Linked DNA regions of Mus musculus: region 2 is linked to region 1. A link is a loop called in an ENCODE intact Hi-C map of the cell type or tissue named here. Cell type or tissue: left cerebral cortex. All regions are shown on one strand. Links, peaks and the distances in the headings refer to the core of each region. The heading gives the core; the rest is flanking DNA. Region 1 overlaps Crb1 (crumbs family member 1, photoreceptor morphogenesis associated). Region 2 overlaps Ptprc (protein tyrosine phosphatase, receptor type, C).

Evidence for each region. Peaks named below come from ENCODE experiments on the same cell type or tissue, not always from the same donor. Only the 100,000 strongest peaks of a DNase experiment are listed, where the experiment ranks them.
Region 2: a loop joins it to region 1, with 4 times the contacts of the local background. A loop is called at or near these places in 6 of 42 quality-filtered maps.

What each region holds. Positions count from the first base shown.
Region 1 is chr1:139,263,622-139,279,514 of GRCm38, reverse strand. All of the region lies in intron 5 of Crb1 (crumbs family member 1, photoreceptor morphogenesis associated), which reads left to right. Among named protein-coding and RNA genes, the nearest start is that of Gm41960, 100 kb to the right of the region's middle. In left cerebral cortex, for the core only: a CTCF peak has its summit at 11,470 (motif pointing right); a DNase peak (open chromatin) is centred at 11,482.
Region 2 is chr1:138,129,088-138,144,980 of GRCm38, reverse strand. The region is part of intron 1 of Ptprc (protein tyrosine phosphatase, receptor type, C); the gene reads left to right. Among named protein-coding and RNA genes, the nearest start is that of Ptprc, 38 kb to the left of the region's middle. In left cerebral cortex, for the core only: a CTCF peak has its summit at 8,287; DNase peaks (open chromatin) are centred at 8,377 and 10,440; H3K4me3 peaks cover 718 bases; H3K27ac peaks cover 600 bases.

The DNA.
Region 1 (15,893 bases), core at 3,527-11,526:
TAACCTTAGAATCTGATGGGAGACTAGTCAGTGAATGGTAGATCTTGTTTCCCGCAAACACCATCAGTAGGGTCAAATCAGCCAGCAGAATATCAGATTATGTATCTCTTCTATGATATGTCCTTAGTTTTATGAATATATCTATAAGGGAAATTTTCTTTCAAGTTGAAAGTACAGGCAGATTGAAAGGGGGGGGGGTAAAAATTACAATTAAAGCGCACATTCAGGAGCCTAGCAACAGCAGTGTGAGAGAACTGTGCCTGCTATTTCTAAGTGAGTTTAAGATTGCATAGCCAGGCTGTTTGCAGTTTTCCTTTGCAAATTTAGGTCCTCTAAATTTAATTTATCTCTCTCAAGCTTCATTTAATACTTGAAAAGTGGTCTGTTTTTTCAAAGAATAAGAAATTCCTTATTTAAAATTTGAGGGAGGGAGGGACTTGGGTGGGAGAGGGGAGTGGGAAGGGAAAAGAGAAACATGATCAGGTATGGGGACGGGGGAGATAGGAGAGAAGCCCTGAGAGCCAGCAGAATGAATGGACATATGCAACTTCAGGGGTTGGGGGTCAGAGGTAGGGGGACCCTCTAGAAAGTACCAGAGACCTGGGAGGTGAGAGACTCTTAGAACTCAAAGGGAGGGACCTTAGATGAAATGCCCAACAGTGGGGAGAGGGGACTTGTAGAGTCCACCTCCAGTAGAAAGACAGCACATCAAGTAGAGAGATGGGGTTGCCATCCCAAAGTCAAAAACTCTGACTCAGAATTGTTCCTGTCCAAAAGAACTGCAGGGGCAAAAATGGAGAAGAGACTGAGAGAAAGGCAGTCCAGTGAACAGCCCAACTTGGGATTCATCTCAAGGGGAGGCTCTAAGACCTGACACTATTACTGATGCTGTGGTGTGCTTAAAGATAGGGGCCTAGCATGGCTGTCCTCTGAGAGGCTCAACAAGCAGCTGACTGAGACAGAGGCAGATACCTACATCTAACCATTAGACTGAAGTTGGGGACCCCTGTGGTTGAATTAGAGAAAGGCTAGAAAAAGCTGAGAATAAGGGTGGCCCCATAGGAAGACCAGCAGTCTCAACTAACCCAGACCCCTGATATCTCTCAGACACTGAGCTTTCAATTAGGCAGCATACATGACCTGGTCTGAGTCCCCTCCCCTCCCATCCCTGACACACACATAGCAGAGGACTGCCTGATCTGGCCTCAATGGGAGACTTGAGGCTCTGGGGAGTGAGGAGGCCTGGCAAGGGGGCGTGGGGGGACATCCTCTTGAAGACAAGGGGGAGGAGGAATGAGATGAATATCTGTAGGAGGGCAGACCAGGAGGTGGGCAGAAACTGGACTGTAAAAAAAAAATAAATAAAAGTAATTAAAACATCTGAACCCAATGTGGAAAAATTATACTATTTTTACAAGAAAAGATCTATAATTGAAAGAATTTGAACCATAAAATGCTTAAAGCAACAACAAAAGAAATGGGCAGATAGCTTAAATGACCACCCTAATTCACATTTCATGCAGTGTGATTTGAGAAGTTTAATTAGAATAGATTAGTACATCATATTACATCATAGCCAATCACACAGTCTTTTTTCATGACTAAGAATAAAGACTTGATAAAGGCTGTCAAATTCCTCTGTTTTTCCATTCAATTTCCAAACATCTTAACTCTATAAAATGCACAGTATAAGTCTCTAAAAATACAACAAACACAAACATATCAAGTTGCTCCCATTAATATTTTTCTCAATATCCACAATCATCATCTGAACAACAACCTCTAAATCCTACTGCACATAAGATGTACTTAGCCTAAAAAACAAAAGACAAAGAAACAAAACAAAACAAAACAAAAAAATAAGAAGCCAGGCAGTGGTGGCACACACCTTTAATCCCAGCACTTGGGAGGCAGAGGCAGATGGATTTCTGAGTTCCAGGCCAGCCTGGTCTACAGAGTGAGTTCCAGGACAGCCAAGGCTATACAGAGACACCCTGTTTCGATAAATCAAAAAAAAAAAAAACTACTTTCTTTAAATTTCCACAAAATGTATGGTTTGAGTCATGGAAATCGATAATACCTTATATACTATAAATATGATGAAAATACTTATATTCATACTGCCTGATAAGCTATAATCATCTATTAATGTACATAATTATAATGTAAACCAGTTCTATACTTATTAATTTTGTCAGGAAATCCTTATGACTTTGATAGTTTTGGAGCAGTTTCCTTTTCAAATTTCAGTATTTTCTATTTGTGTGTTTATGTGAGTGTGTGTCGTAAGCATATAGCTGTCTATGCTGGCCAGAAGCATGCATGAGACCTCCCTAGGCTGCAGTGATAGGTGGTTTGGGAGGCAGCCTCTAGAAGGGCATCAAGCAACTCTTAACTGCCGAGTCATGCTGAGAGTCATGCTGAGTCATCTCTCCAGCCCCAACTTCAATGCCTTCCTTGGTTATTGCCCGTCTCTTTCAAGAAGTATTTCCTGATCACATTTTGTTACAGTTGTTCTAACACAGGGATACTATTTCTAATATCCTACAAGAGGAGCTGTCCATCTCCATTTCTCCTGAATGGAGATACTATTTTCATCCTGCAGGGGTATAACCCATTCAAAAAAAAAAAAAAAATCACATTTTACACCAGAGAGGCAAACATAATTGGCTAAAAGGAGGGTGGTTATCTCCAAGTCATAGTTCCATGGTGTATGCCTGGGTTAGTGCCTAAGCTTCTAGAGAAATAACACTTGCTAGGTCAGCAAGGAGCACTACTTGCATCATTTAGATTTTTTGGTGAGCCCTGGGATGGAGTTGCTAATACCATCCTCATACAGAGAAGGAAAATTATCTCCCAGAGGTTAAATAGCTACCCGGGGTTACAGTTTCCAAGAGAAGCTGGAATTGAAGCGCAGCTGTTAGTGGATGTCTTCAGAGCATGCGCAGCAGTAAAGAGTATTTGAAAGGAAATTCTATCCTTTCATTGAAAGTTGCCTCGTAATGTTATATAATCCAACATTGTTCATTGTTGAATGAAATAAATTTTCAACAGGAAGTTCTGAACTGACGAAGCTGCTGAAAACGGTACACATCACATCTGAAGCTATCTGGGGTTCTGACATTTTTCTGTACTCAAAAGAAAGAAACAAATTATTAAGAAGCAGACTTATTTTCTCACTTTGCATGCATGCCTTTGGTGGGCTACCTAGATCATGTGATATACACTAAAAATGTATAATAAATATTTTTAGTGAGCTACCTGGAAATAAAGTTGTAAGCAGAAAATGAGAAAAATACTGGATAAATAGTTCAATGGCAATTTTACTTCACCTCCATTTATTTTAATTGACACATAATTATTGTACATATAAATGGGTACAGTGTGTTTATCAGCCTGTGCATATAGTGTATAATGATCAATTGAAGGTAATTAGTATTTAAACTCCTTAAATACATCATTTTTGTACTGAGATTCTTTGAACTCCTATACCATTGTTACATATAGAATACATGATAAATTGGCCATCCTCTGTGCTTTAATTTTCAAGAAATCCAGGATTCCTTTGTATTTCAAGCCTCCTTTCTCAAGGCCTCAAGTTAACAGTGTTTCTGTTATGGTATCAATTCACACACACACACACACACACACACACACACACACACCTACAGAGAGAGAGACAGAGAGACAGAGAGACAGAGAGACAGAGACAGAGAGCTGGTATGAACTGTTTATTCTGTGAGTAATATCAAATCACTGCCTTGCCTTGTGTAAAGCAGGATATTGCTGTTCCAACATAAAGGAATCCTGTGTGACTGCTTCCTCCAGTCAGAACATGGAAAAGCAATGCAGGAGAGCAAAGAGATTGAGTGTTCCTTTCTTTCCCATTGTGGTACAGGCTGAGGGTGATAGTACTGAGTTTTGAAATGTAGTCGGTCATCTACAGGGAGCTAGTAATACAGGTGAATCCAGAAAAGTTAACAAAGCAGGCAAAAACTGAAGGCTCAGAGATTATTTAAGAGGAATAGCTAGGAGCCAAGCTGTCTGCTCAGAACGATAGTCTGTGAAGTTATGTACAGACAGGTGGGTTGAATGAGTGAATGACACTGGGCCAGCATTTTGTCAAGAACCATTACCTTCCTCAGCCTGCGACATCCCAGGATGTCTTCCTACAGCAGCCTTCCCAGTGCCAGTTTAGTTTGATTTCATCAGAGGGCTGCATGCATCTAAATGTGCCTATGTGTATCCCAAGAGGCTAGTTAAGCACTCTATCAGATTATATCGCTTCTATGACCTAAGGCCAGCTAGGTTTCAAGATACTTTGTGTTTGGGGGACTAATTTATTGTTACTAGAGCTTTTAATATTTGGTATACATGGTAAAGAGTTTGGTCAGAGAATATTGAAAGACGATTTTCATATTTATACCTGGAAAGTAAGAGTAAACAGTTAATACAGAGACAATCAGCTTTGCATTAATTTCTTAATTAAGGTTTGAGCTTATTTCCCTTTTTATGAAGGCTACACTTTTTAGAAAGATGAGGCTTAGGTTTAACAAATAATCATCGTGAGGGCAATCTGTGATATGCTTTACTATGAAGCAATCTGCTCCACTGTGTCATTCTCAAGGTAAGACTGAAGAACATAAAGCAGAAAGATCTGAGGTAGAGCTGAGGTGAATTCATTAGGGAACTTAATGCCTGTAGTGTGTTCATGAGACACTAATACTAAATGCATTCCTATGATAAGTCACAAAGAAAGGTACTGAAGTTTAAGGGAGAATGATCCCATAGGCTTATCTATTGGTTACTTTGCCCCCAGCTGGTAGAACTGTTTGGAAAGGATTAGAAGGAATGGACTTGTTGGAGAAGGTGTGTCACTAGGGTTTCAAAAGACACTCAGTATTTTCTGTCTGCCTTGTTGGTTGTGGATTATAATGTGAACTCTCAGCAGTTCCTTTGCTCCTTATCATGGACTATAAGACAAATTCAATGCTTTCTTTGATAAGTTGCCTCTTTTATCACAGTAGTAGAAAAGTAACTCTGACAAGTATGTATAATGGTTAAGTCTAAATATGACACTTGGAGATGGCAAAATAGTATGTTGAGCAAGCATGCTTTCTCTGCAAGTGTAAGGGTTTTGCGTTCAAACATCCAGCATCTGTGTAAAATACCAGGAACAGATACTCTTGGCTGTAATCCCAGATCTGGGGAATGGGGATAGGCAAATCCTAGACACTCACTGGTCAGCAAATTAAACCAAAGCAGCAAGTTTCTGATTAAATAAGAAACCAATGTAAAAAAGCCAAGATCAACAGGGGAAGAGGAGTATTGTCCTTTTCTGGTCCACTTATGAACAATGCATGGACACACATCCCTGCATGCCACATTCATGGAGCACATACAGACATACACACATTCACATGTACATGCATGACTTCTTCTACCTGGAGTGTATGCTAACCTTACTACTTCAGGGTGTATGTGGTGTGTGTGTGTGTGTGTGTGTGTGTGTGTGTGTGTGTTCCTTGCAATGGCGCTCAGATGTAAAGGGTCTGATGACAAATACACAGTTCCTCCTCACTTTTGCTTATTCCTGAGTGTGTCTGCTATTGGTGCTATCACCTTTCATGAGCACCAGACTCTAGTTTTGTCAAACGTGAGCTCCATGTCAGTCACTGTCCAGGGAGCTCCAGGCTTTCAGTGCTACAATGGGACGACTGGAATCTAGTTGCAGAACTGAGCAGCTGTAAAATTCCCACACACGGCCATTGTTAGAGTAGGAGTCAATTTAAAAAATACGCCTTTTGTTGCATATATTCTCTTGACTGTGGTTCTCTAGAGAACATGCCTAATGCAACAAGATACTACTACATGAGAATAAATATATTATCAATTATTATAGCTATGGCCGGTTATAATTGACAGCATCCAAGTTTTTCTGTTGAGCAACTGTCTTCTTTGCCAGTGATGGTGTGACGAGAAAACAGATTGACAGGTTTTTCTTAAAACAAACCGACTCTTAAAACCACAAGTACCATTCTTACTTCCTAGATATTTACTCAAAACAATGAAAGTCTGCTTGCCTCAAACCTGTAGGTGCACTAGTATCACTGCTTTATTCAAAAACTCTGGTAGGAGTTTTCCTCAGTATGCAAGTGAGCAAACCGTTCCACATTCTTACAGCAAAGCACTCTCAGCAATGAGAAATCTGAGCTTCTGACATGTGCAACAGCAAAGATATATTATCAGAGCCTGGAAATAGTGAAGTGAAAGATTTCTGTGACCTGGGATATGAGCTCCTACATTTACGACCAAGAGAATGAAAGAACCCGGGACACAGGAAGAAGGAATTTTCCATATCTTAATTGTGGTTGTAGTAGCTTTACAGTGTCTACATGTATATATTGAACAGAAATAAATTTTATGTGCAACACACTTAACTCAGGAGAATAGAAGCAAACTGGACCCCTGCTGCCTCTACAACACTCATCCTCATTCCAGCCCGACAGTCTACCTCATCACGGTTCATTTTCCGTCTTCAGCATTCCATTAAAACTGACTTTTTCAAGATCAGAGGAGACATTCTAATTGCAAAGATCTTTTCAGTTCTTAAGTTTGAGTTGTCATGACATTTATCACCACTGATAACACTATCCCTCCAGTACTTTCTTTTCTTGTCATCTACAATACTGGTATCTTGCTTGTCACATTGCAGAGACTCCCTGATCCCTTGTATATTGCTGTTCTTAGAAATCCATATTCAGTCTACATGTCTCATTCACTGTTCATTTTTTAAGGTAAAGTTGAATGTTTTATTTTTGATTTAATTCAATTTTTTTAGACATGGATTAACTATGTCATCAAAGGTGACCTGAGACTTTCAACCTCCCTACTTCACCTTACCAGTTGCTGGAATTTCAGGTCTGTGTCATGATACCCAACTAATATTGATTTTAAAACATGTATACTGCATTTGAAAATGCTTACTTAGTATAAGTTAGAAGCAAGATTTGTAAAACAGAACCTGAAGGAAGGTTACCGGGTTGTGAGATAATATAGAGAAGTGTTAATAATCCAAACTAGGTATCAGGTGAGGGCCTTGGAAGAGCTTTTAAAAGAGAATATGTACAGGGAGCAAGGGAAGAATTCCTGAATGAACTATGAGAGATTGTGGCCAGTTATATATCTTGACTTCAACAAGTCAGCATAAGAGTAATGGCCTATTTTGGAGATAAAATGAAGACTTCAGCTTGCTCTTCATTGGACCTGATGGGAAATACAATGCCTTATGGGTTTGCCTTTATAAACCTCTGCAAAATGTGACTCGTTACCATTTTCTGTAAACTATAGAATGGGCCTAGCCAAAGTCCATCATCCTGCTCAGTTTTTAATTAAAGCTTGCTTCAAATTTGGATCAAAAAATGTGGTCAAGATCTTATTCTGAACTGGTAGGACTAACATCCACTTCACCCTCCCATGAATGAGTCACTTATCCTGTTCTAATTAAAAATCTTCCTTGGTTTACCCCAGGTCACTTTAGCCCCTCTCCAGAGGCTGTTGGGTGCATATCCAAAAGCCCTAGAAATGTCTTTCTGTGGACTTATTCCTTATATGTAATAAAGGCTGTTATTATATAGCAGATTACATTTAGGTTTTCTTTTGATTGATCTCAAATTATCCTAACAGTTAGCTATTGATCTGACTTCTTTGTTTCTTTTATCTTTTTTTCTTAAGTGCTGTGATTTAAGGCATAACCCTCCATGCTTGGCCATTAAATAAATTTAATTTATGTTTAAAACTTTGCCTTTATGCTGATCTTTTAGTTCAAATAACTGATGATGATTATATACTAAGTATTTTAAATATCTACATGTGTATAATAAATATTTTTATGTATCAAAGTAAAATAGACCTTTAAAATCTACTTATATTTGTTCAGGATCTTTGATAAAGGACATCAGTGAGGCAAAGTCTCTCAAAGGAACAAGCCAGATGTTTCTGTAACAGACTGAGTTCAAATCCTCATCAGCTTCTTTCTCCTTGGGAAATTGGAAATTAATTTTAAGCCTTATGAATCATGTTTTCTTTTTGATGGCATCATCATTAAGGTAAACATTATTATTAATATATACCCGTGTTTTCTTAGAAATGCTGTCAAATCTGCTTTGAATTGTAAGTATTCTAAAGTCATCAAGTACCATTGACATATATTCTTAAATGCTTGTTCATTTGCATAAAAAGTAGTCATTTTTATGTATGAAAATTATTTAACCCTATTGAAATAATTTTATAAAATTAAGACCACATGTTATTAAAAGTGAACACAGAAAAACCTAAAATAATACAAAACTAGCATTGAAATAATTTTAAAACAAGTGTAACAGTATCTAGTAAAACCATTCTTTCATTTCATCATTGTCCATTAATGTATTTTAAAACATGAGAAAATGGAGTCTTGGTACAGCCAAGTCCATACATCTGCTAAGTGGTAGAACCCCCTCTGTGTTGTCAATTTTTGTCTTCACAATTCTAAGACAATACACATCTGTGTCAGGTGATGGTCTACACTGACCCAGGAGCCAGTGTGCAGAACCACTATGCTTTGACCCTTTGGTAAAGGAGATCCTTTCAGGACATGGCAGAAAGTAGATATGATAACATATGATAAAAATCTATTTATATGGACAAAGTTTTCCTTTAACATGATTTTTCTAAGCTTTGAGATCCAGTATTGTCTGGATTTTAGTTGATTTTGAATATATTTAAAAGTTCTGGAGTAAAAAGCTTGTAAGGAAAAAAATGTAAACAAAAGAGGTAAGACCATAAAATATATGTTCAAACCAACATTGTAGAGAAAATTATCAGTGTTATATACTCTATATTCTTTTAAGTTTCCATAATGTCTTTACCTTGAACAATATATTATACTTGATAATTATGCATTATTCCATTGAAGGCTCTTACTATGTTAGGACCTCAAGCCAACAAGTTTTCAAATATCATACAACCATTAGGCTTTTTTATTAAATTTATTTATTCACTTTTTATCCCAATATCAGCACCCCTCACCTCCCAGTGCGCCCTGATGCAGATCCCTCCCCCATTCCACTTTCATCTTTTCCTTTGCAAAGAGGGAGCTCCCCTCTGCGTGTTAGCCCCCAACACTACACGCACACACACACACACACACACACACACACACACACACACACCCCGCACATTAAGTCACTGAAGGACTAAGCACATCCTCTTCCACTGAGGCCAAACAAGAGGGACCTTTACGGGATCCACAGGCAGGCAGGCAATAGACTCAGGGACGGTCGGTCCCTGCTCTAGTTGTTGGGGACCCACATGAAGACCAAGCTGCTCATCTGCTACGTATGTGCAGGGGTCCTAGGTCCAGCTCGTGCTTGTCTTTGCTTGGTGATTCAGTCTCTGGGAACCCCCCAAGGGTCCAGATTAGTTAACTCTGAAGGTCTTCCTGTGCAGTCTCTGTCCCCTTCAGGTCCTTCAATCCTTCCCCCAACTTTTCCACAAGACTCCCGGAGCTCCATCTAATGTTTGGCTGTGGGTCTCTGCCTCTCTTTCCCTTGGCTGCTGGGTGGGGCCTCTCAGAGGACAGTTATGCTGAGTTCCTGAATGTAAGCATAACATAATATCATTAATAGTGTCAGAAATTTGGTTCTTGCCCATGTAATGAGTCTCAATTTGGGCAGTTATTGGTTAGCTATTCCCTCATTCTCTGCTCTGTCTTTGTCTCTTCCCTTCTTGTAGGCAGGACACATTTTGTGTCAAAGGTTTTGTGGGTGATTTACTCTCCAAATCCCTCTATTGGGAGTCCTGTCTGGCTAGAGGAAGTGGGCACTTTCGGATCCATGTCCCCCCACTGCTAGGAGTCTCAGCTAGAGTTGCCCCCAAATACCCTCTGTGGCGCCTACCAATCCCAGTTTCCCACATATCCTAGAGATTCCTCCCTACTCCCAACACTGCTTTCCCTTCTCTCTCCACTGCTTTCCCCACTTCTGATCCAGGCCATCCCTGCTGTGCTCTGCTCTCCATCTTCTCTCCTAACCAGTTCCCTCCTCCCATTGACCTCCAATATCTATTTTTCCCCCTTCTGAAATAGATTCAACCATCCATCTTTGGGCCCTCCTTGTTTTTTGGCTTCCTTGGGTCTATTTGATTATAATATGGTCATCTTGTGTTTTATGGCTAATATTCACTTATACGTGAGTACATACAAAGCGTGTCCTTTGGGGGTTACCTCACTCAGGACGATATTTTCTATTTGCCTGTGAAGTTCATATCCTTGTTTTTAATGGCTGAGTAGTGTTCCATTTAGTAAATGAACCACATTTTATTTATCCATTCTTCAGTTGAGGGACATCTGGGTTATTCTCAGTCTCTGGCTATTATGAACAAGGCTATCATAAGCATAGGTGAGCAAGCAGCCTTGTGGGATGCTGGAGCATCTTTTGGGTATACGCCCGGGAGTGGTATAGCTGGGTCTTGAGGTAGAACTACTTCCAATTTTCTGAGAAACCACAAAATTAATTTCAGAATAGCTGTATAAGTTTGCACTCCCACCAGTAGAAGAGGAGCATTTCCCTTGCTCCACAGCCTCGCCAGCGTGTGCTGTGCCTTGCGTTTTTGATCTTAGCCATTCTGATGGGTGCACAGTAGAATCTCAGAATCATTTTGATTTGCTTTTCTATTTGTAGCCCTAGAGCTTTTTCAGTTGTGGCTCATGGTAAATGTTTAAGCAAGATGAAAGGCATGCAGAGATGGTAAGAATACAGTTTTGGAAAACAAACATCTGAGTTTAAACTCTGACCTTTCTGCCTACCACTCTATATGCTTGATTCGATTATTAATGGGTCTGTAGAATAGAGGTTACTATGCCATTTTTCTTATACTTACTTCTATGTATACATTCTTTATAACAGTGTGTCCCAAAACACTTCAGCTTAAAATGGCAGTTAGTGTCTCTCTCACAGTTTCTGTGGGACTTGGCTTAGCTGTGTTCTCCACCTCACCATGATTTGAGTAGCTGAGATAAAGGAGTAGCCATGACTGTGGGATTCTCTGCAGGTGTCACCAGCAAGTTCCACTTCAAAGCCCTTTGGTGAGTTTGAGGGAATGTTTGAATTCCTTAAGAAATGTTTTCCAAAAAAAGCAATGTGAGAAAAGTCATCAGAGCATATTCTCAGGAGTTGTGGTCTGTGTGGCACAAACACAGATGTGGAGTCTGCTTGCTTTTGTCATGGTTTACTAGTTAGAAACATGTTATTAGTTCCAGTAAATGGGAAAAAAATGGTGAACTGATAAAATTTGTCTACAATGTATGAGTATAAAGTGAATAAAGCAGACGGTTCAGTGAAACTTCTGCTACATAATAAATAAGCAAACGGCTATTGCTATCCAGTAGACTAATTACTAAGCAAGGAATAAAAGCTATGCAGGTAACTAGAATCACCGCTAGATGGCGGTAGATCCTTCGGAGCCTTCTCTTCATAAAGGGTCAAGAGAATTTGAGCATAAGCAAAAAAACATGTTCAGAATGAAGAAATAAACAAAGATATACCCAAAAACATAGCCCCCAAGCACCTGAACCTTTGAAATTTCAGTGTTATCTACAGAGTGTAATCTGCCTTTTTACTCCAAAGCGTGAACCATGAAGACAATAAAACCACTGCCCATTTTCATATACAAGATTTCTTAGCTACACACCCGGCATTCACTTCTTTTCTATCTCAGAGACTAAGAAGCCCTGTGTTTACATTTTACATATAATATACATTATACTATTATATAAAACACAGTAAATATCACTGTTGAAAATGTAGAAACTGCAGAAAGCACAAAGAAAAGTAATACTGTTTTGAGCCCCAGAATTGCAATGTATCTTTCTTCCATTCCTCCCTCCCCGCCCCCCACCCCGTCTTTATTAATTTCTCTCTGCATGCATCTTTCCCATTCCCATACACATGCACATGTTGAAACTGAAAAGCCTCCTGCTTTTATCACATAGCATATTATAACCATTTATTTTTACATCCTCCACACTGTTTTATGAAGTATAATATCTAGTTTGATAAAGCTTGCTGTCTCTTGTGAGACTAGGCCGGAGCCTAGCAAACACATAAGTGGATGCTCACAGTCAGCTATTGGATGGATCACAGGGCTCCCAATGGAGGAGCTAGAGAAAGTATCCAAGGAGCTAAAGAGATCTGTAACCCTGCAGGTGCAACAACATTATGAACTAACCAGTACCCCGGAGCTCTTGACTCTAGCTGCCTATGTATCAAAAGATGGCCTAGTCGGCCATCACTGGAAAGAGAGGCCCATTGGACTTGCAAACTTTATATGCCCCAGTACAGGGGAATGCCAGGGCCAAAAAGTGGGAATGGGTGGGTAGGGGAGTGGGGGGGAGGGCATGGGGGACTTTTGGGCTAGCATTGGAAATGTAATTGAGGAAAATACGTAATTAAAAAAAAAAAAAAAAAGCTTGGAGCGTCTTGATGTCTCATGACCAAGGTGGAATCCACAAAGAACACAGCGAGGGTTCTACCACTTAGCAGATGTATGGACTTGACTGTACCAAGACTCCATTTTCTCATCTTCACATGTGCTTACCTTGTGAGAGGGGCAAAATGATCTAATAATATTCTAATAGGAAAGTGACTCAGCTTTTAATGTTGCAGAAAACCTTTTAATGTTACATTTAGTGTGCAGATAGCTTTTTTCCATGTTAGCAGTTTTATTACACACTTACAAAATTGACCAGCTCTCAGGGTGCACGTAAATGGGATTGCATGTCAGGATAAAGAACCCGTGTTAGGTTCCTGCCCATCATCAGCAAGAACACATTGGAAAGAAACAGATGCCCTCTATCAAGAAGGCTGAGTATTGAGACCACTATTTATTTTGAGAGAATTTCGTTTTCTAGAAATGGGACCAAATTCCATGTCAATGATTCTTAACATCTACTAAAAGGATTACGTTGTTGTTGTTATATGTACTGATATGTGCTATTGTCAAATCTAGTAGCAAATCGTGTTTATAGCTCAGGAATAATCCAACTTTGAGGCATTACCTGTTGCATGTTTGAAAATGGGTTTTCTCATCTTTTATCTTTTTAAATTGTCCTGTTAAATACATATAAGATTTAACTTCTTAGCCAGTAATTGTACCATTCAGTAACGTTAGGCCTGCTCATATTGTATGGCCAATCGTCCAAGATCTTCATCTAGCACAGCTGAGAGTCTGCACATTCCTCCCTTTCCTCATCTCCAGGAAAGCACTATTCTCCTCTGGCTCTGCCAAGTTACTTATGGACCTTATATAGGGGAAATCATATAGTATTTATCATTTGATTGTGTGGCTGCTTTGTTTCTTTTAGCATAATAGCATCAGGATTGATCCATACTGTACTATGTGACAAAATGTCCCTTTTTAAAGATTAATATTAGCTAGAATGCACACATACACATATATGAAATTTATCTATCCATCAGTGGACATTTGGATTGCTCCCATATTTTCCCTATTACAGATGATGCAGTCATTAACCCTGATGTAAAAAATACCTCTCTTCCCCATCTCTTTTGTTCCTTCTGTTCCACAAAACTGAAAGGCAAGCACTAAACCATTGAGTGACACCCCAAACTTCCCAACTCTTAAAAACCATGCTTTTTCTCATTGCGTTGTCTAGAGAGAAGAGGGATTGTTGGATTTTAAGGCAAAACAAAAAACAAAAAAACAGCCAGGCGTGGTGGCACACGCCTTTAATCCCAGCACTCGGAAGGCAGAGGCAGGCAGATTTCTCAGTTCAAGGCCAGCCTGGTCTACAAAGTGAGCTCCAGGACAGCCAGAGCTATAAAGAGAAACCCTGTCTCGAAAAAACAAAAACAAAAACAAAAGAAAAAAACAAAAAACAAAACAAAACAAAAACCCACAATAGACCTTTTCTCTGTTCCTATACTACAGTGATCAGCAAACGATAACTATGTGACCCCGGAAGGTGTGGGCATTTTGCCTTACCAGCAAACAAGTCATCAACTGTAAACACAAGCTGGGTGCCTTCGTATTCTGTTCTACCTTAAGCATTCTAGTGAGCTTTCTCCATCCTAAAGTTACTAGTTCCGAGTCAACCCTTTATCTTCCAAAACATTACAGCTTTGGAGAACCCAGGAAGTTTGAAAATTGGATACCAAGTAACAAGGAAGAAACTCAAATATCACTCATAACTTTACATATGATAATCATGCTTTTCATTTATTATTAAGTGTGTGTGTGTGTATATATGTGTATACACACATGTACACTTTAGTATACATGTGAAGGTCAGAAAAACTTTTTGGACTTGGTTCTCCATTTTATCATGAGCTTCAGGGACAGATGAAAGGTCACCAGACTTGAGAGGCAAGGAATTTTACCCACTAAGCCACCTCCCCCACTTCTATTTTTAATTTTTCAGGGAACTACCACATTAGCCATTCAACTTACTTTCTCACCAACAGTGAACAAGAGATTCATTTTCTCCTTCCCCTAATATTTCATTGATATTCAGAATTATAATCATTGCATTTAAATGTTTTGGTAGAAATTTATTGTATTTACAGTATTTATAAATAAATACACATGCTTTGTTTAATTCATTTTATTAAGTTTACACATATGGATATTAAATTTATATACATAAAAATTAATAAATAATAGTCATGTATGTTATGTTACTCTATTCATTTTGTTAATTAAATGTGTATGTATTCAAATATTCTTCTTCATTTTCTAACTTTCAAGATGTTACTATTATGAACTCATTTTCTACTGCATAATTGTAAGTAATTTTTCTGTCTAAATAAAAAATACTACATTTTCTCTCCTTAAGAAGTTTAAATTTTTCTTAGGAAAGATCATAGTCACTATGCCTATCAGGTTCTCTAAGTCTAAAACTTAAATGTTCATCAATATTGGGAAATTCTTGGCCATTTCATCTTTCAAAATCTCCTTTATCTTTTTTTATTGGCTGCTCTTGTAGATGGTTAGATGGCAATGCTCTTTGTCCTTTATCTTCTGTGATCCTGAGCTGCAATTTCCTTCCTGTTTCTGCTTGCTACACATGGAGCTCAAGTCAGATTCTCCCTTCCAGTAACTGTGATCTGTGTCCAGTCCATTATTTAATTCGCAGTGGGATTCTTATGCCAGTTATGTTTCTAAAAGGTTCTACCCCTTTAATTATTTTAAAATCTTTGACCTCTCCCATTTTAAGATCCATTTATATTTTCAGTTTTCTTAAATAATCCACTATCATTGTAAATTTTTACATCTCTTATTCTCAGTTCACAATCACAATTCTTTGCTTCTTATTTATTGATTCATTTTTAGCGTGATCTCTTATCCCTTGAAATTTTTGTTGGACCTATTTGTTGCCTGGGCTTAAAAGATTTCTCCCCAGAGTTTTTGGGTTTCTTTTATGTCTACTTTAGAGAATATCCAAGTTTCTAACTGTGGCTTTTATGTTGCACAGCACTGTGAATTTAGAATCCACACAAGAAAGCAGATTAGTAATTAGGAATTCTCCAGGAAATTTATTTTTCAGTTGAACAAAGCCTGTCAAAGTTTAGCTAATGCCTGTTACACACATTTGTCTCTTCTGATTCACTCAAAAGATATTCTTCCTTACAGCTTCAATTTGGATATACTATTATCAGGAAGGATTGTATTCATTTTCCTCAAGCTATGGTCCATCCAATTGTCAGCAATCAAAGTCCTATCTTTATCTTGAAGTTTTGTCAAGATAAGTTTCTTCTTATTCCAAACTTTCCATTGTCTACTTTGCCTAAGATAACCATTTCTATCCTAGAGTTTTATGTTTACCAGACATATTG
Region 2 (15,893 bases), core at 3,664-11,663, 1.1 Mb after region 1:
TATTCTTGAATTTATGTTGGTATAGTAAACAAATAAAGCAGTAGTGTAGGTGATGCCCTTCAGATAGTGTGGGATTAGAGGACGTGGGTCCTAAGAATGTAAAACATACCAACATAAGTCCAAGTCTAACTTATGCCACTGGATGTTTAAGTTATTCCTTGAACATGGATGGTAATTGTAAATAAATTTCAGGATCACTTTGTTATCAACACTAATGTGCTTCTTAGGATTGCATAAGTTCATATTACTAACATATTGCTGTATGTTCACAACCACCCTGAAACTCGTACACACACACTTTCTGCTCTACTGCTCCACGAATACAGTGAGTGGTCCACACCCACACTATACAATGACTCTTGGTGTGTGTTTGCCTGAGCACAATGAATCATCCACCTCCCACACCAGGCAATGACAGTAGTTGAATGTGCATTACGGTGTGCACTCACGAGTATTAATGAGTACACAATTTTTTACAAAACAACTTTCCAGCAGATGTTTGTGACACCTTTCTGTAAGTGGTTGCATCCTGCTTTCGGTTTGTCTTCCTGGCCTTGACAATCACTGTCATCCTGGAGGGGCTGAGTGGTGGCTGGTTCTCTATGGAATCTATCTCTGATGGTCACCACATGATGGCAAGATAGGCTTTCTTCAGCTACCCAGTGCTCAGATATAAAGGAAAACATGCTGTTAGGATCTAGTCCAAGCAGTGTTAAGAGACAGTCTGGACTAAAGCTTAAGTGTCCCAGCTCACTGTAATCTAAACAGTCTATAGTCTCATAGAATATCTATTATAGAAACAGTAACCTGGAAAAAACAATAGACTGGGCAGGGGGGATAGGAGGAGGGCTAAACATTTGTAATTTAGTAATAGAACTTGCAGAGAGTGGCAAAATGTTATGGGAAAGGACAGCATATTCATGTGAGTTTAATACACTTACACTTCAGCAGATTACGCCCACAGGTTAGCACCCAGCAAATCAATAGACACTAACTACATCTTTTCAGATTCTCATCACTAACTGCCATCACTTTTGTTGTTGGAGGTTCCACACAGTCCTGTTGCTCACTTACTTAATTCTGCCATTTCATCTTCTATGTGCGTGAATGTGTCACCAGTCTTTGCAGTTAGTGGACTCAGTAGAAAAAACATTCCAGTTTATTAAAATATGGCTATTTGCTATGTAGGCATCTTCAAACAGTGGCTATTGTACACAATTCGTGCTCTAAGGGCAAAATATAAGGGTACCCTGATTTTTAGTCCCAGTTGTATGAAGCACTTTATTAAAAAATACACAGATAAAATATGGCTTCAAATAATTTTTATAGAAATAACCAGGATTAATTAATAATTAAAGTGATAAATGTATTATAGCAATTTAAGTAATCAGGATAGATGAGTTCAATGTACATCATTTATAAACAGTAAATGGCAGTTAATGCTGATATGATTACGTGTGTTCTCCAAGTGGCTACATCAAAGCTTCTATCTTTAACTCACAAAATGTATCTTATCTTATAAGCTAAATTGCTAGACTACATTTTCAAGACTGGAGTTACTTAATTAAAAAGTCATCAGTAGCCAAATAACATGAATTTCATTTGTTATAACTAAAATATGTCTGGAATTAGAAGCCCAAATGTCAGTGATTAAAGATTGAATATAATATTTCAGAGTCATCCTTGATATTTCTAAAGCATTTCTCAGTCTCTGACACCTTATGAAATAGTAACCCACAGCTTTACCTTGTAAACTGCCTTTACTTCACGGCTAACGTAAAGCTTTTATTCTTCAAAAAGCACACAGTACTCATCAAATATCATTAACAAGAAGAATCTAACTAGATTCCCTTCTTACTTGGAAACATCTAGTTAGGATTATCATGAGACAACATGTTGAGGAAAAGAAAAAAGTCCATGAGTTCTTCATAAGAATCTCCCTAAAAATTCTCACCTGAATCGGTTATTTTATGTCCTGAAAGGGTGGACTGTGCTAAGAACTTGATCTCTATTGTCATATACCACACACAAGATGTCTTTCCATATCAGTGAGTTACATGAAATAGCACTGCCAAAAATTTAATTTGAACAGAATCCCAGCTTTTTCCCCCACTCCTTCTTTTCTCTTCCTGCTTTCTTCCTTCCTCCTCATTTCCCTCACCTTTCCTTTCATTTTTGAGACAGGCTTTTGCTATGGAGCACAGGCCGACTCATCCTCTCCATCCTCCTCACTCAGCCTCTCTTGTGCTTCAGCTCAGGAACATTCCACCCCTGTGGTCAAAGGATGTGTCGTCCCCCCCATAGATTTTATTATTTCTAAAGGAAGGTAAAGGTCCTCTTTCTTAATGAACAGCTTTATTAAGTCTACTGCCAAACTGCTTCCCCAGGTGGGGGAATTTCTGTGTAAACTGCTGATTTCATTTGAAAGAGCAAGTGGAGGAGGCTGGAAACAGGGTGTCAGAAGTGCCCAGTGACAAGAACACCACTCTTCCTTTAGTGACACCTCAGACCACGGCTGTGGGTGGGATTTGGGATTCACATGTGGATGCTGTGGTGAACAAAGACATGAATCGAAATAGACAGAGAGTGAGCAATTATGCCTAGGTTACCCTCCAGATGACTCTGAAGGACAAGCAGTTGCTATGCTGTTTCATTCTCTCAGACGAGTCTACACTGACATTGATGGGGAAGGTTGGTCCTGGGTACCAGGATGCCTGAAGGAGGCATGCTTCTGAAGTTTTCCTGCAGCTCTCTTATGATACCATCAACATAAACATTAAGTGTCCTTTGGCATTTGAAAATGCCTCAGCAAATCAGAAGGATGATTAGTAAGTACGAACCCACCAAGAGGTCTTCACTTTTCCCACTCAACTGTGAAAATGTTACTAGACCATTATCCAGCATAAGAAGCCAGTGGCTGGCAAGTGTCAGTAGGTGGGGAAGGTTCCATGATGACCTCCAGGAAACAGTTCCAGAGTCTACCTGGCCTGGCATTGCTCTGAGGACATCCAGGGGGCCTGGGATTCAGAAGTGCCTTCCTGAGGGTAGTAAGTCCAACTGCTGGGAGATGGATTTACATGTGACTTAAAGATCAGGTAGCTTGGAGGACTGATGCCTCTGTTGCCACTCATCAGTGTCATTTTTGATAGCATTTCTTTAAAGCCTTCCATGGAACGAGGGGACACACAAAAGGTATGTGATAGCATACAACACTGAATATGATAAGTGTGTTCAGGCCTCAGGGCACAGTGTGTACTATAATCTGGGAATACCACTCAGGTTGTCTGCAGTTTTGTTCAACCTGAGGAAATTAAAATTAGAAGAATTTTTCAGAAACCTTATTCAAATCTTATTAATGATTATTAATATATAATTATTAAGTGCCCTCTGTAATGTAACACCCTCTCTTAGTGTTCCTCTAAATAATAACCCGCATCCATACTAGACATTGTGATCTTAGGTCTATGGACGAAAAAACTCAAATATTACTTATTTTATTCTTAATTCATAATACGTGTATAAATTTATGGATATGGCATGGTGATTTGATACATGCATTATATAGCATTGATTAAATCGGGGCCACGAACGTCTTCAGCACCTCAATCAGAATAATCAAAACACTTTTCTAGTTCACTTGAGTTCTATTTCAAACTCTAATCTCTCTGCTGTCCTGTTTACCCGTGGCTTTGTATACTGTGAAGTGTCTTCCTTCTGCCTCTCCCATCTTCCCACTGGTAGCTCATAACCACATCCCTCACTGTATCGTATGTCAAGCATTTTAGATTCCACATATAAGGGAGATTAGGAAGGATTGGCCTGTCTTTCCTAGTTCACTTCACTTACTCACATCCTCAGACTTGATCCATGCTTTTACCCAAGGCGGGATTCCATCTTTTTATGCCTGAATAGCATTCTTCCATGGTATAACTCACTTTCTGTGTTATCACATAGGCTGATGGACACTCAAGTTTCCATTTCCTGGCTACTGTCAGCAGCGTTGCAAAGAGCACGGATGCTCAGATGGGTACAAGGCATGTTGATTCCGTTTCCTGGGTATATGTATTCAGTAATAAGGTTGAGATTGCTGGGTTTTAAACTTCCACAGGATCCTGATTGTCTCAGTTTGGGGGTCAAAATCAGGTTAGTTGCACACACTACAAAGTCCAGTTCATCTCTCCACACAGGTACTGATGTTTGGGGGTATCACTTGGCATTTTGTTCTCCATTGCTTGAATGTAAGTGTAGATATATATGGAAATTCAGAAGTGCATGAAAATGTCAAGAGAGAACGTAGCTGTATCTGATAGAAGGAGAGTCCACACATGCTCTTTCTCACAGTGTTTCAACAAACCGTTGCTGCAATATTAGTGCTACATGACTAAAGGCACACACCTAAGTTACATCAGAACTACTTAGTAGTTTTCTTTCATAAGCCTGACACTGTGTGGGGCATAAAGAATTCTGACTGTGCCAGCTTCTTTCAGAGACACATTTGGAGAAGGCAGAATGCTGCAAGAATCAGTAAGAATTTCTAAGGATTGTTGAGTTCCTACTTGCGGAGGCCCTCAAACAGCCTCCCAGGATGGTATCATCAAAGCAAGTAGATATCGTAACCTTTTGGTATCTGAAGATGAACTAAAGTAGGTAGCAAGGAATGTCAGAATTTGCTCCTGAAAATATTTTAATTTTTTATTAGATATCTTCTTTATTTATATTTCAAATTTTATCCCCTTTCCTCATTTTCCCTCCGAATCCCCCCCCCATCCCACCCCTCCATCCCCTGCTCACTAACCTACCCACTCCTGCTTCCCTGTCCTGGCATTCCCCTACACTAGAGCATTGAACCTTCACAAGGCCAAGTGCCTCTCCTCTCATTGATGTTCCACAAGGCCATCCTCTACTAGTACGCAGCTGAAGCCTTGAGTCCCTCCTTTTGTACTCTTTGGTTGGTGGTTTAGTCCCTGGGAGCTCTGGGGGTACTGGTTGGTTCATATTATTGTTCCTCCTATGGGGCTGCAAACCCCTTCAGCTTCTTGGATCCTTTCTCTAGCTCCTCCATTGGTGACTCTGTGCTCAGTCCAATGGATGGTTGTGAGCCTCCACTTCTGTATTTGTCAGGCACTGGCAGAGTCTCTCAGGAGACAGCTATATCAGGCTCCTGTCAGCAAGCACTTGTTGGCATACACAGTAGTATCTGGGTTTGGTAACTGTACATAGGATGGATCCCCAGGTAGGACAGTCACTAGATGACCTTTCCTTCAGTTTCTGCTCCAAACTTTGTCTCTATATCTGCTCCCATGGATATTTTGATCCCTCTTTAAAGAAGGACCAAAGTATTCACACTGTAATCTTCCTTCTTCTTGAGCTCCATATGGTCTATGAATTGTATCTTGGGTATTCTGAACTTCTGGGCTAATGTCCACTTATCAATGAGTCCATAACATGTGTGTTCTTTTGTGACTGACTTCACTCAGGATGATATTTTCTAGTTCCATCTGTTTGCCTAACTTGATGAATTCATCGTTCATTGTTCATGAACTCCATGAATTCATTGTTTTTAATAGCTGAGTAGTACTCCATTGTGTAAATGTACCATATATATTTTTTTTTGTATCCATTCCTCTGTTGAAGAACATCTGGGTTCTTTCCAGCTTTTGACTATTATAAATAAGGCTGCTATGAACATAGTGAAGCATGTGTCATTCTTACATGTTGGAGCAATGCAAATCAAAACAACACCCTGATATTCCACCTCACACAAATCAGAATGGCTAAGATAAAAAAACTCAGGTGATAGCAGATGCTGACGAGGATGTGGAGAAAGAGGAACACTCCTCCATTGCTGGTGGGATTGAAAGCTGGTACAACCACTCTGGAAATCAGTTTGGTGGTTCCTCAGAAGAGTGGACATAGTACTACCTGAGGACCCAGCAATACCACTCCTGGGCATACACTGAGAAGTTGCTTCTGAAAATATTTTAATAGGAAAGACACATATCAGGACTCTTTAGAGTTTGGTTGATGCTGCCATGTGTGTGTGTGTGTGTGTGTGTGTGTGTGTGTGTGTGTGTGTGTATGTGTGTGTGTGTGTGTGTATGGGAGGATGCCTGAGAAGGCAGACAAGAACAAGGAAGTAACAGGCCTCAGACTTCAGGAGTTCAAGAACTTTGTTCCAAACTTGAGGATCTTCTATTACTAAGTGAAACATTATAGAGTTTTGTGGAAATCAGGTTCTTTGGATTCTGTATGACCTGGGATTTAGGTTTGGTGCTGTTGCTTAGTCTGTTATGAAACAGATTACTTAAGCCACCTATGTCTTCCTTTCTCATTTAATAACCCAAGAGGAATGCCATTCATCAAACAAGGCTATGACCGTTTATTACAGATCCGCATGTTAGGTAACCCCCCATCATAAGATTATTTCTGTTGCTACTTCATAACTGTAATTTTGTTACTGTTATGAATTATAATGTAAATATCCCTGTTTCCCGATGGTCTTAGGCTACCCCTGTGAAAGGATTGTTCGATCTCCAAAGGGTTGCCACCCACAGGTTGAGCACTGCTAATCTAGAGCCTAAACTTAAGTAGCATAGACACCTAGTAAAAGGGAAAGTCTCTCAACCCTTATGAATGACTTCCAGAGCGACAAATGTAGCTCAGTTTGTAGTGTGCTTGCCTAGCACGTATAAAGCTTTACATTTGATTCCCAACATCACAGGAGTCCAATATGGGGGTGAGTGTTGGTAATGCCAGCACCAGCATGACAGAAGCAGGGAAAGAAGGATTATAAATTGAAGGTCATCTTGGCTGCACAATGAGTTTGATAACCATAAGCAACCATGAAGCTTAGGCTACATGAGACCCTGTCTCAGACCCACGAACAAATAAAACGAATGTCTGAGAATTGGAGGTCTAGGAGCCCTGAGTAGGAAATCTAGATCCAAGTAGGTGTTTGGGGATTTTTAATTTTTACAGCGTCGCCTGAGGCCCTGCATTGTCTGTGTAGCCAAGTATGAGGATGGCCTGAAACTTCTGAGTCTTTTGTTTCCACTTCCTGATTACTGGGGTTATAGGAAGAAGCGACTACATCTGATTCTGGCTCTTCTGGGGCTTCATCTCAGGGCCTCCTTGATGTTAGGTAAGGGCTAGTACAACTGAATTGCAGCCCTAGACCCAGGCAGACCTTGAATAGACTTCCTGGAGGAAGGATGGTTTTTGTAACACTTAAATCAGTGGTTCTCAAGCTTCTTAATGTTGTGACCCCTTTAATACAGTTCCTCATGGTATCGTGACCCCCAACCATAAAAACGATTTCTGTTACTACTTCATAGCTATAATTTTGCTACTGTTATCAATTGTAATGTAAATATCTGGTAAGTAGAATATCTGATATGAGACTCCTCCAGCGGTCATGACCCACAGGTTGAAAATCAGTGAAATCGAGGTAAGATGCAGGCCGCCTGAAATATTACAACAGGTGTCAGGATTCAGCATGCTACTTATTTTATTTCAGACAGACAATATCCTTTCTGCTGACAGAAAGCCTGAAGAACTGGCCCAAGATGAGTTTTTCTTAAGCAACTAAATAGGCGATATCTCACAACCCCAATATTGTTTATGAACATCGGCAGGCTATTTTCATATTTTTCTTTATCATGGAACAATAAGGTAATCAACATGTAAGAGTGTTAGTAAAAATCCTCACCATGGAAAAATGTTTCCAACACAGGGCAAATGACTGTCCGTTGATATGCCCAGGCAGAGGAAAGACCAGCATGCATCTCTCCTTCAGGCCTTGCTTTCATGGTACTATCAGGTGTAACATTTAGGAAGTTATCCAACTTAAGTAGTTTAGCTCATTGGCTCCCAAAGATGGTGATACTGTACTTCCTACTGGTAGGTATTATTTTAGTACATTATAACAGAGGATTCTTCACAAATATGGAAAAAAATCCTGCCTGATTATCTTTGATCATTTCATAATCTTGAATGGAAAGGAACATGTTCCATTTTCTATTAGACTTTTCTTATTGTAATATGTTCAGTCCGAGTTTCATTACACAATTCCTGTTTGTATTTTTAAATATAAGATGGGATTTAATATTTTGACATTAAAGTATCATTTGTAAGTTACCTTGCAAAGGGAAGTGCCTCTGAAATCAAACCAATCATTATACAAAGTTAGCCTCGTTGTTGAAATACGATTTCACTAGAGCAAAGTCAAGTCAACCTGAAATTCGGTATTTCGTAGCAGTTAAAGTGTGCAGCCAGGCGGCTTCAACATGAGCTAGAGAAGTTGCGGTTTTACCCCGAGATAGGGCTGATTATGCTGGTGCTATGGCAACCGGTTGCACCATTTGGAAGCTCTTCTGTGCTTAACCGCATGAGCTGCGCCTCTTCCTTTCCTATAAAGACTTAGAATGAGAAAAACAGAAGTGTGCGAGGAGAAGAAACCACAAGGGCAGTAGAGGCACTGCTGCGAGCGAGCCTTTAGCTTTTGCAAACAGCAGCCGAACAGCACACCGAAAACCTCTCCGGAGGAAAGCTGCCTCTCTCTTGCTTTTCCCATTATGCCTGTACTGTAATGATTTTGAAAGCGCGCCAAGTGTTTCTGTTCAGCACTTTCATGACTGAGAGATGAGAAAAAATTAGTTGGGCATTTATCAACCTTGGCTTTGATTATCCGCTGCTCTGGGGAGATTGGAGGACTGGGTGCAATCTTGGGGGAGACATTTGATACTCTTCATGAGACTGATAACAGTTTGGTGGTAGATGTCCCACAATGTAGCTCTCATTTTCTGTTTATTTTTTGTTTAAGCTAACACCACACACACACACACACACACACACACACACACACACACACACACGCCATCGTTTTATTTGTTTTGAAATCTTGAAAATACTAATAAGGACATATTCAAACTTGTTTTTCTATTTTTTAATTTTTTCTATGTTTTTCTATTATTGTTTTTCTATTTTTCTCTCTGAGAGGGTCTGGGCAGTCAAGCCAAGCTGCTCTCCTCATTCCAGTATGCTTCAGGCTTCTCGTTATGTGTCCTTTCCCTGTAAACAATGAAAATTTTCCTTTTGTACTGTCACCGTCTAACAATTTTCACTTTTACCAGCATTTTAGTTAGCGTTCACAGTGGTGAGTGTGATTGTGGACATTTTTATACGTATGCATTGTTCTTTGTCCTTCCCCCAGAGCGCTGCCCCCTTTCCTCCCCTTCAGGCCCTCTTCCTCCCCTAAGAGCCATTCCTTCTGCTTTCATGCCTTATACGGTCCATTAGCCTTTTATTATTTCCCTTCTCCTCTTAGAGTTCTTTCTTCCATCTCATCAGCCACATTTTATTTTATGCCTTTTATAAGTTACACACACACACACACACCACAGAGAGAGAGAGAGCTACAGCTCCACATAAGAACAAAACATGTGATATACATCTTCCCAAGGCTAGCTTATTTCATTGAACATTATAATTTGATCTAATTTCCTGTGAATGTTGTGACTTACTCTTCTTTACAGCAGAATGCAATTGTGTATGTGTGTCTTATGTAGAGTACCTGGCTAACTGTTTCATTTTTAATGATAATGTTTTTGGGGGTGTGAGAGTACATGGCTATAACCCTATCACTTGGAAGACTGTGGCAGGAGGAGCATTGTAAGTTGGAGGGTGGCTCAGGTTGCATACCTAGTTTAAAGCATGACTAGATCTTCTCTCCTACAAAACACAATGCAGGAAAACACTACTGCCTTTCACTGTGTCATCCTCTGGGTCCCATTTTGATGGTGCATATAAGGTATTCTGATCATTGTTAATTCTTTCCTAGCTGTTCAGCACAAATACTGACTTTAATATTAATTTTTTTCTTATCACAGTGCAGTTAAATAAGCCTTTTTATATCAGACAGATTGTCAGTTAAGTTTAAACTTTACATTCTCTAGATTTGCACCTATTTGTTTATGATATTTATCTCTAAGTAAGAAGAGCGTGTTATCTGCTTTACCGAATTGCTGTAATGTTATATAAAGTATAATTTAACCTCATTCAGCACCTAATATTTCATAAAACATCACTCAGCACCGTGTCATACACCTAGTATTTACTGGAAATAGTGACTTTTATTCTTGGCCCTGAAAACAGTAAAGCATTTTAGCACGGGTGCCAACACGTGTGGGTGCCTCTATATAATCCGTTCACTATGATCTTACTCTATTTCAGAGGAAGTAAAGAGTTATAAAATCATACATAGTAAAATGTTAATTAGTACAGTTAGATACTTTTTGCTACCTGGCACATATTTTCAACATCAGGTTTACACTTCTGGATAAAAAAAAATGGAAAATAGATAGCCACCGAAGACTAAAATAGATATTCTAAGTCTAAAATTAGGTCTATCCTGGGAACTGTCTCAGACGAGTGAGTGGGTGGGGAAATATCGCCACCAGCAATGCTTCCTCTTCTACCCAAATCTCTACTCCAACGTAAGAAAATAACAAGCACACAGGTCGTGTTGTGGCCGCCTACAGTCTCATTTTTGTACAGAGTTTGTGCTGTGAACCTGGTTGTCAGCCCACTAATGATACAACTACAGGATTTGTGTTTTATATCAGTGACTATTACAGTGCTGATTATACCAAGGCATATACACATACACAGATGCACATCATTGATATAATCTGGGATGTGTTAAGATGTGGCCTCCACAGTCCTGTTGTGTTCCTATGCTGGGGTACCTTGGAGAATGTCAAGGGATGATGAGCACTTTGAGGAGGGGGAGGAGGAGAAGGGGGAGGAGGAGAAGGGGGAGGAGGAGGAGGAGAAGGGGGAGGAGGAGGGGGAGGAGGAGCAGGGGGAGCAAGAGGAGGAGCAGGAGGAACAAGAGGAAGAGGAGGCGCAGGAACAGGAGGAGGACGAGCAGGGGCAGGAGGAGGAGGAGCAGGGGGAGGAGGAGGAGGAGAAGGGGGAGGGGGAGGAGGAGCAGGGGGAGGGGGAGGAGGAGAAGGGGGAGGGGGAGGAGGAGAAGGGGGAGGAGGAGATGATGGTGATGATGGTGATGACTGCAACAATGATGATTTTTAAAAAAATATTTCCCCATTTTATTAAAAATAATGTCTTTTCTCATACAACATATCTGGATTAAAGTTTTTCCTCCCTCTTCTCCTCCCAGTTCCTCCCCATCTCCCCTCCCATCGGGATCCACTCCTTTTCTGTCTCTCATTAGAAAAGAGCAGTCTTCTAAGTGATAACAACAAAATGTAACCAAATAAAATTCACTAAGGTAAATCAAGATTCTTCATATCAAAGTTGGACAAGCAAACAACAGAAGGCAACGAGCCCAAAGGAAGGCACAAGAGTCAGAGACCCAATTGTCCACACACTCAGGAGTCCCATAAAAACACTAAACTGAATGCTGTAATTTATATATATGCAGAGAATTGGGTACAGGCCCATGCAGGCCCTGAGCCTGATGCTTTAGTCTCTGTGAGTTCACATGACCTGTCTCAGTTGATTTGGAAGGCCTTATTATCCTGGTGTCCTTCATCCAGTTTGGCTCTTACACTTTTTCTGCCTCCTCTTCTGTGGTCTAATGGGAAGGAATGGGTGGAAACATCTTATTTAGGACTGTGTGCTCCAAGCTCTCTGTGTTGTAATGTCTGCATGTGAGTCTCTGCTTTTGTTCCATCTCCTGCAGGAGGAAGCTTCTCTGATGGTGGTTGGATAGAATTTTGAGGTGATGATGGTTTTCAAGAAAGCCTCTCACCATAGCCCAAGATGGCCTCAAACTCACAATCTTCCCCCTCAACTTTTTTTGCCTTGAACATGGATCATTTGAAAACATCTGCATCCAGTTCAAAGACTCTGATGTTGCCATTACTACACATTAGTGTTGCCATAACCACACAGGAACTACCCATCTATGTTCTTACCCTTTTATTTTTATTTTTTATTAGATATTTTCTTTATTTACATTTCAAATGCTATCCCAAAAGTTCCCTATATCCTCCGCCCACCCTGCTCCCCTACCTACTCACCCTTAAATTGAAGGCATTTATTATAAGACAAGAAAACAAAAATGGGAAACAATTTTTCTCACATGGCCACCTGGATTTACTTTCACTTTTGTTCACTGAGAATCTTGTGCAGCTAAGACTTGTCTGGAATTTGCTCTGATCTAAGGATGCTCTTGAACTCAGGAGCCCCCAGCTTTCCTCTCCCAGTTGTGAAGGTTTCGCTGTGTTCCACTTCGTCCAGGGTTTCAGTCTTTACTTTCCTCTTCCTTGCTTACTTAGTTAATTAACATAATTGAAATTGATAACATGATACTTTTAGCCAAATATAAAAGAGCGAAAGCACATGATGTTTATTAGTGTTGCACGCATGTTATTAGTACTCAAATATAATCACAAACAGAAAGCTGTATTTGATAGTGTGAGGGACAATTATCTGGGTTCAGAAGATAGGTAGACATTGTTTCTGTATTAAAATTTTTTTTTACTATCTGATCTTAAAGTGCCTTCATTCATTAAACATCTTCTGGTTTTGTCCTCAGTTGTATTTTGCAGGCTAACACTGTCCTTATTTTTAATTTATGATTTAAGCAGATTGGGAAAGCTAGGGTTGAATGTTTAATTGCACTATATGCCTACAGTCACCGAGACTACTATTTTGTTCCTACCTTGACTCCTGTATCTCTGTCATCACTTGGAAATATTATTCCACCATTTTTGAATGGTATATGAATTATAATATTTGATTTACAAAAGATTTTAGACAGTGTCTCTTAGTTGCCCCCACCTCCCTCCCTCTTTCTGACTTTGAATGCCTGATTTTTTTTCTCCTGCTCTTTGTTTCCAGACACAATGTGTCCCAGTTCTGAGGTCCTGAGTTAGAGCTAGTTCCAATTCCTCTTGCTCTTGTGTTGTTTCTGTTTGTACTTTGTTGCTCTGTGGTGTATCCTGCTGTCTGTCTGTCTTGTATTTCTTTGATGTCCATTTGAATGAGGGAAGCCTGAGAAAATGTATGTTGCCACTCTCTGAGCCTTGGTATAGCTTATACACTCATAGGTCTCATGAGATGGAAAGACAGCCGAAAGGCATGGGCTCTCTGGCTTTTAGTTTCCTTTCCCACAATCTGAACTCCATCTCAATAGACACTGGCAGGGTATTCTGCTGGCCAGTGAGCATAAATCGCTGTGATTATTTTCTAGAGGTAGGCAGCCATTCTTTTATTCTATAGAGTCAAGATGCAATGCTAACACAACCAATATTTTAACATAATGCTGATAGAAAGAACTAGGGCAATTATTTTTAAATACATCCTACTTCAAGTCTAATATGCCCTCATATGCTATGTTTGTCCCCTGCTTAATTACATAGAAAATACAGAGAAGAATGGCTGCCTTGTATGGCTTACTGAGATGGCTAAATTAAAAACAACTGTTGGCCAAGTGACACTGGCATTGTCTGATTGTGATAGGATTTCAGTGAGTTGTTTACACTCTGTGTTCCATCAGTGGATGGAAGCAAGAAGGACCACTTCTGATAGTTCCCTCATTTTTTCTTAGTTCTCTATTTGTGTGTGTGTGTGTGTGTGTGTGTGTGTGTGTGTGTGTGTGTGTGTGTGTGTGTTTGTGTGTGTGTGTGTGTATTACTGGAGAAGGATCCCAGACGTTCTCACATGGTAGTCAAATGCTCTCCACTTCAGAACTCTTACCTTGTATGTTTTTCCCTCGAGACACAATATTACCAAGTTGCCCAATCTGGCCTTGGATTCACTCTGCAGCCCAGTCTGGTTTTGAAATTGTGACTCTAACTGGGATTACATGGCTATGCTACCGTGCACAGTTTATGTAACATTGATCAGAACTCCTTTGTCATTACAGACCAGATCATATACCTAGAATTACCATTCTAGGGTAGAATATACCATTTATACCATTTATAGAATGGACATAGTAGATGCAATCCTCCATTTTTATTGATGCCCACTGATATTGCCACACTAAGAAGAGAAAGCGTGCATGCTGCTCTGGCTGCCTCTTTTGTGTTTATCCACTGGTCCCACTTTTGTACAGCCTTTGGGCTCATGGAGGGAAGTTATGCAGATATACATTCCAAATCTTCAAAACACTCCCTCTTCTTTTTAGGCTAGTACCCAGAGTAAGTATTATTTCCTCTATTCTGCTCCCACTCTTCTGTCCTTGCAAAGCAGACAGACTTAAATCCCCTCATGGGATCCACGGGGTTCTCTTTCTTTCCTTTTGTTTTGGAAGGGAGGTTGGTGGTGGAATAGATGATATTTAAAGCCCAAATATGTCCTTTGAAATGTCATTTCCACTCAAACTGATTCCTACTTTTTCTTAAATCTCTGATGGCAGACTTAGGGGTGTGACTTCAAGGTAACTTTGATTTGCAAACATTTAAACATTTCCAGTTGTAAAAGAAACATATTGGGAAAGGTAAATTCGGTTAACAATACACGTGTTAGAATAACAGAGCTTTGAAGATCAAGGGCTCTGTCATCTCCATGTTCACGTGTTTAATGTATCTAGTCAATTCCGCTGGTAATTCACAACAGGATTATAATGGGGAAATGCTCACCAGGTGATGATTTACAGATTTCTGGTTCTCTGGTGCCATCTACTGAAATATTGCTAAAGAAAAAAAAAGACAGGAAAATTGTGTAACCAGAAGAGTAGAAGATTCTGTAACACATAGACACACTGAGTGTCTATGCTTGTGTGTAGAGTGCCCTGATTGTGTGTGTGTGTCTATACTTGTTGCATTTACAAATTTTAGAAAAAGACTTTAAAATCCATATTTTAGAAAAGTGATTTTCTTCCACTTTACTGTCATCTACCTGTAAACGTACTGTTCTTAATTTACACGCCTACTTCATGTATTTTTTCTTCAGCTATTGTTATTTTTTCTAAATTTTGTTCATACATATGGGTTTGTGTGTATGTGTTTGCATATGCGTATGTGTATGTGTATATGTATACATACACAAAACACACATATACATATATATACAGACATTCATATATATATGTGTGTGTGTGGAGAGAGAGAGAGAAAGAGAGAGAGAGAGAGAGAGAGAGAGATGAGATGTTACTTTTACTAACACTTCATCCTATTTGCACTGGTTATGAGTCACTTTGCAAAGGTTTTATTTCTCAATACCAGATGTATTGACAGCAGATGGGTTGCTTTGGGTGGATAGTGCTGCTGCTATAGAGGGAGCTGATCAGAATGCTACTTAGACTCATTTGCTCTGCAGGGCCCCAGCAGGTTACTCTGTGACCCTGTAAGCAGTCAAATGGAAGGCCATGTGCTAACTAAATGCACCCCCCACCCAGTCATTTCAGGTTTTTCTGTGTAACAATAAGGATCCTCGAAGGCTATGTCTACTTATGATTTTGGTGATAATCTATTCAGGTAATTTAGAAAGATTTCCAGAAACATGACAGACACATCTCTAACTGTTGTAGATCTTAAGTAGCACAACTCCTATAAATATTCATGTGAAGCCCTCTGCCTTCCAGTGTATTTGATATGTAAAGTATCCACAGAGGTAGCTGTTAGTATATGCAAAAGATCTTAAATAACATGGGCGTGGATGGCTTTCAGATAGTGGCTTTATAACTAGGCTATCTCTGTAGGGCAACTTTACTGCATTTCTGCCTTAAGATTCATAGTGTTTCTTTTGTGTTTTTTCCTTTAATGGGTAATACCTGGGAGATATTTATGTGTACTTTGAATCTTTATTGCCGAGGAGAATTCATAGTTTCTTAAAGTGATTAGTTTATACTCTAGATGATTTAAAAAATTATTTGGAGTTATTTTTAAAAGAATTTTTGACAGGTTAATCTTTTTCCATGC